Regions from separate parts of the Homo sapiens genome. Here region 2 is linked to region 1. A link is a loop called in an ENCODE intact Hi-C map of the cell type or tissue named here. Cell type or tissue: endothelial cell of umbilical vein. All regions are shown on one strand. Links, peaks and the distances in the headings refer to the core of each region. The heading gives the core; the rest is flanking DNA. Region 1 overlaps IGFBP7-AS1 (IGFBP7 antisense RNA 1). Region 2 overlaps IGFBP7 (insulin like growth factor binding protein 7).

Region 1 (2,910 bases), core at 128-2,627:
AACCTTCATAGGCCAAGCACAGTGGTTCACACCTGCAATCCCAGTGCTTTGGGAGGCCGAGGTGGAAGGATCACTTGAAGTCAGGAGTTCGAGACCAGCCTGGACAACATAGCAAGGCTGTCTCTAAAAAAAAAAAATAATAATAATAATTTAAAAAGTTTAAAAAGAAAAACCTTCCAAAATTAAGAGACTGTTGAGTTTCTTGAGGAACGAAACAGAGCTTTCTGGGGCACTCTGGCCCTCTCCACTACCTCTGTCTGCTCTGTCCTCCTCCTACCTCAGCCTGCTCCCTCAGGCAACTCATCTTTTACACACCCCTTTGTCTACAGATTCTTCGCTACAGAGAAGCTACAGAGCTCTCCATATTTTCACCAGACCATTCTTTTCAACATTCCAGTCCCAAAATCTCAAAAGACTCTGATTGGCCCATTCCCACGCATTTTTGTCGCCTTAAGGTAGGTATCCTGTCCAGGTCTAAACAGAGGGAGCTAGCAAAGGAGGTTTTGGTCCTGTGGCCTGGCATGGTTTCCTCAGCAGAAGAGGGGAATGGGGGGGAAGGTTAAGTTTGGTGACTGCATCTCTAGGTAAGCACTAAAAACTTTCTTTTTTTTTTTTTTTACCTTGAAGAAGGCTTCAGAGAGAAACACCAGCTGGCTGAAAGCAAAGCACTTGTTATTCAAAGCATTTCTAGACAGAAGACAACCTTGACTACCATCCTCAATGAAATAGCAGCTCTTAGACTGGCTGCTTTCTAAGCATTATTTCCAAGCAGTCCCTATTGGCCTGGCAAAATGAAGAAATGGGTCTGTAGCTCAAAAGATAAACTTAGACTGGAGATTAAAATGTGGTTGTCGTCAAGACAAGGCAGTGAAGAGGGTGGCGGTGGGTTTGCGAGGGTGCGCAGAGTGAGTCTTAGAAGAACAAATAATCCTGGGATCAGGGACGTTTAAAGGATTGGCAAAGGAAGAAAATTCCTGAAAAACGGAAAGTAACAGCCAGGGAGACAGAAGTCTCAGAACCAGAACCTAGCCAAGGTGGGACAGAATTTGAAGGGAGAGAGCGCCAGTTCTAGAAAGATCAAATAAGAAAAGGGTGAGCTTCAAGAAGTGAAGGGCCAGGCGTGGAAGAGGCCATCGGGAGCCCCGTGCAGTATCCCCCATAGTCGGGAAGAGGCAATGCCTCCGGCGCAGACATTTGCGGGTCCCAAGGTCACGCGTAGGACGCTGACCGGGAAGGACAGCCCCGCCGCCTTCCCGCGCCGGCTCCTGCGCAGTGTGTGACGACGGTGCCCTCTGCCGGCGACAGTGGGCATCACACTGCACGCGGAGCCCCTCCGCTTGGGGAACCCGAGCATGAGCGGCTGGCAGGCGCGGGAGTCTCTAAAAATAAAGCTCACTACACGAAAGGAGTCGGGAGAGGACACCACTGGGATGGGGACGTTTATCCTCCTCTGCACTTCTCCTTGGTCAAGTGAACTGGACCAATTTTATCCAAAGCAACGGTTACGCCTGGAGCCACAAAAACTCCTGAGTCCGAGTCAGCCCCATGCTGTGGATTGAGACTCGTCGTGACCCGCCAGGTGCGGACCATCTGGAGATGGCGCGGCATAGTAGGCATCAGGGCGGCGCCGGTACCTGAGCCTCACCGCTGAGCCCAGGAAAGGGGGAGAGGGAAAAATGAGACGCAAGCTGGGAGAGGACGCATCGGCTGCACAATGCTACCATCTACCGGACTCGTCCGGGAATGCTCTGCCTGCCGCGCGCTCGCCGGGCTAGCCCCAGCCCTGGACTGCAGGGGCGCCGCGTGCAACTCAACAGCACAAGGCGCTGACATTAGTGGTGGGTTTTCAGGCACAGCAACACTGGGAATCACTGACTCACGCAGCAGCTCAGGAAAATAAGCAGTTGCTTTGTGTTTTGAGGTTCTGGAAATTGGTCATGAATTTTTTCATCTTAAAACAATAAAGAAGCTTCTAGAAAGAGAAACACTACCATGGGCAAATGAAAGAAAGTCTCCAATAAGTGTGAAAATAAAAAGCAGACTAGTCTTTGGGGTCTGGAATGGTGTGGGTGGCAGGCTTTGGGTCAAAGTCACTTTGGGTCTTAAATATGTCAGCTCCTTTGGGTTGTTTCCTCATCTGTAATATCACAGTAAAGTGGGCCTCCAGGAATGTTTTGAGGATCAGATACAATGATCCTTGAAAAGAGCTTGGAGAAGGATAAAATTATATGTCATCACTGGATGTGATCAAATGCAAACTCTTGTTCCAAGTTAGGGTTGACTAAGCAAGATCTCCCACATCTAGGATTTTTTGGTGTTGAGAGGACTATTAGTGTATCTCAATTCTATTTTTCCAGGTAGTGTTTTCAATAAAACCTGACTTTTTTTAAGGCTTCTCCCATACCACCCCCAGGGATGTTGTGAAGAATTAAATCAGTTTCATTAAAAGCTCACCTCTGTCCTTGGAGAACAGCTACTAGAAAATGATTAGGGTATTTGTGTTTTGGAGTTGTATTTGTTGATAAGTTGAAATAAAATGTCAATCTTATTTTTAGAAGCTAAACAAAACATATGCTAGACATTTTTGCAGTGAGTACAATTCTTCCAGTATTGCTGTTAGCAAAAAACTTTTAGACAAATTAACAGTTTATTTGAGCAAAGAACCATTCATGAATTGGGCAGCACTCCAAACCAGAAGAGGTTCAGAGAGCCCTGCCCAGTAGTGTGGGCAGAGAGATTTTAAAGGCTGAACAGGCAAGCAAAGCAGAGAAATCACCTGATTGGCTACAGGTAGGCATCTGCCTTATTTGGACATGGTGTGATGAGTTGGCTGCTGAGATTGGCTGAATCCTATTAGTTGCTTGTGATTGGCTGAAACACAGCTGTTTGTTACACTAGATATTTCATTTC
Region 2 (2,910 bases), core at 187-2,686, 62 kb after region 1:
AAGGAGCTGAGACGCTGTCACAGAGCAATGGGAGCGCTGAGTGATGGAGCTGGATTTGTGCTTTTAGAAAAGCTTTGTTGGCTGCTGTTGGGAGAATGGATTGGAAGGGGGTGAGACTGCAGTCAGAGACTCCCATAAGGAAGCTGTTACTGTAATCACAACAACAGATGCCTACACTCCTTCCCAAGACTTCCCTCTCTGATCTTAGAAGCATTGTCAAATCTGGGTTCCCAGCCTGCCATGGCAAGCTGCTTGCTACTTGGGAGTGAAAAGCCCTTGTGGAGCTTTTTCTTATTCGGTGACTGCTCATAAAGTGCCTTCACCTCGCTTGCCTTATTAGCCAGTCCTGCCTCCAAATTACCACCACTTGCTCCTTTCAGGAGTCTCTTCCCCCTAAAGTCCCTATTACTCCTTCTCTCTGCTTTCAGATCAGAAACAGAAAAAGTCACCTTCCCTAAGAGTCTGCTCCAGTCCAGTAGAAATGCTTTAAAATTTTTCTGGCCTCAGCTGCCCTTCTTGAGCACAGAAATTTCTAGAATATTGAATGAATCACTGGTTCTTTATAATCATTTTGTCCAGTTTCAATCACTGCATTTTAGGAAAGATTTGAAAAACTGAAGGACAAAGTGGGGCCTTAGAGGACTTAGGATTCTTTCAGAGGAAAGTAATCTAAAGAACAAGTTAATGTTTCTTCATCGTTTGGGAATTAGTTATTAAATGGAAGATGCCTGAAAAATTATTCTCTTAATACAGTTCTTCAGGAGGACAGCATTAAAAGGCCTGGAATTAAATAGCCACAAGGCACATTTAGATGACACAGCAGGAAGAACTTTCCAGTAAAAACTATTGAATAGGATACCGTGTTCAGGCAGAAGTCAGGAGACTCTCTTTAGGAGAGCTGAGAAATAACTTGAGGGGGAGGGGCCACATCTGGGGGAGGATTTTATAATTTTTAAATCTCTTAAACTATACAGCTTTGAGATGGAATGATTAAGCTGAGCAGGCATTTGTTAACATCCTGAAATACGATTTCCATCCTGTCCCTAGAGCCTGCCCTCGGGGTCCACTGTAGACTGGCCTTCTAGAAGAAACCGCCTTATAAGGCTCTCTTGGATAGTTCAGTGACAGAACACCCTTGGATGGAGTCCAAGGCCAGCTAGCCTTCACTGATTCAAAATTCCTCCCTACAGTGGATGAGATTATGATGCTTCCTTTACCTCAAGCCACCCCTACCCCACAAACAATCTGACCTCATCTGTGTTTTTCATTGTTAGACAAATAACATCTTGTTTTTAGCAGCTGGGGAACCCTGAATTATCGTCAAAAAAATTTTTAAGCCAGGGAATATGAGTGTAACCTTTATTTGAAATTTAGGAGTGGCACAATTAGAAAGCTTTGAAATGGAAGGAGACTTAGGTATATGTGAATTAATAAGCCCACTTATTTAAGGTAATTTCAAAGATTTCCCAGTGAGTCTTTTACTCTTATGTGGGGATAGCAGTGGAGGACTAGAAATGTTCAAGGGAAGCTTCCCCCAGCCTGTCATATATGGCTTTTCCAGGTCAATCAAGACCGTCTCCTCCACCAGGCCTCTGAGAGAAAATGAGATCAGAAGAAAAAAGCCAGGATGATAATGGGGGGAGGGGGGGAAACGTTTACTTATTTATTTTTTTTACTTAAAATTGATTGTGTTAAATAGTTGACCTCTGTTTTATCCCAAGTTGGATTAATGGCAAAATGATATGGCCCTTTTGAAAAAGCTAATGTGTTGAATTGCCTTTACTGTTTTACAGAGGAGAGCAGTCAAAGTTAATTAGAAACAGCTGGAGCTAACAGTAAGCCTCACCCCCATCAATGTCCCTACCAGGAGAGGGTTACCAGGGAGAGGAGCAGTCCCGGGAATCCAGGGAGGGGCCTCTGGTCCCAAAAGCAGGCCAGAGTTGCAGAGAAGTTTTGTGTCTGAAAAATAAGAAAGGTTCATTTCAGGTGAAACAGACCTAGGAACCCTGTGTTGACAAAGCCCCATTCATATGATATGAAGTTCCCACAGTAAAGAGCACTGACAAGGCCAAGGCCAACCCGACAGGTTCAAAGCAGGCTTGGCCACTGTGAAAAAACAACCCCCTCAAAACTTCAGGAGAATGTATATAATAAATGAAGGTACAATTTCATACCTTCACAGGATTATTGAGAAGGTCAAATTACATAACAGATATGAAAGCACTGTGTAAACTATGCGGACTATGCTGCACCAAATAACTGTAAAGAATTATTAACTAGACTGTAAATGCCTTGAGGGCAAGGAATGCATCTGCAACGGGTATTTGTGAAGTACTTGACAGTTTGCTAAGGACTTCTGTGGATTTTCCTCATATGCTACTCATAACAACCCTGGAAGGTAAGGGGAATTGTTATCCCAAATTCCAAATAAAGACACTGCAGGTCAGACATCACACAGGTGGTAAATAGCAATTCTGGTACTTACTTTAGATATTCTGCTACAGGCTTGCTATTCAAAGTGTGGTATGTAGACCAGCAACATTGACTCTCTGTGCTATCTTTCTTTTTTATAAACTCGGAATTATTTCAAAATAAGAAGTTTCTAACAAAAGAGATTCAGAAGAGTCAAACCCTTGGGTGTGAAAAAGTTTTAGGAAGACTTTCCTGAATTTATTTTGCCTATATTTTGTTTCTGTTGAATGAGCAAGGGGGTTATATGATATATTTGTGTCTAAATACATCTAAAAGAGCTCTTTCATTCGCATAAAATAAACATGCTGTATGATAACAAAGTTTATGTCAGAGTTGAGATGGCTCTTTATGGTACATATATGCTGTGCCTTCTAAAAAATGTCATATTATATTCAGTGAAAGATGATGTTTCTTAAAATGAATGAATGTCTCTGAGGT

What was found. Hi-C counts contacts between places; a loop is a spot of excess contacts. Peaks named below come from ENCODE experiments on the same cell type or tissue, not always from the same donor. Only the 100,000 strongest peaks of a DNase experiment are listed, where the experiment ranks them.
Region 2: it touches region 1 in a loop (6-fold over the local background); 9 of 110 quality-filtered maps call a loop at or near these places.

The regions. Positions count from the first base shown.
Region 1 is chr4:57,162,570-57,165,479 of GRCh38, reverse strand. The region is part of intron 1 of IGFBP7-AS1 (IGFBP7 antisense RNA 1); the gene reads right to left. Among named protein-coding and RNA genes, the nearest start is that of IGFBP7, 54 kb to the right of the region's middle. RefSeq lists a silencer at 1,805-1,854. In endothelial cell of umbilical vein, for the core only: CTCF peaks have their summits at 1,298 (motif pointing left) and 1,799; DNase peaks (open chromatin) are centred at 1,319 and 1,759; H3K4me3 peaks cover 548 bases; H3K27ac peaks cover 404 bases; H3K27me3 peaks cover 253 bases.
Region 2 is chr4:57,100,426-57,103,335 of GRCh38, reverse strand. All of the region lies in intron 1 of IGFBP7 (insulin like growth factor binding protein 7), which reads left to right. Among named protein-coding and RNA genes, the nearest start is that of IGFBP7-AS1, 7.9 kb to the left of the region's middle. In endothelial cell of umbilical vein, for the core only: no CTCF peak of the experiment used is centred there; a DNase peak (open chromatin) is centred at 1,135; H3K27ac peaks cover 2,001 bases.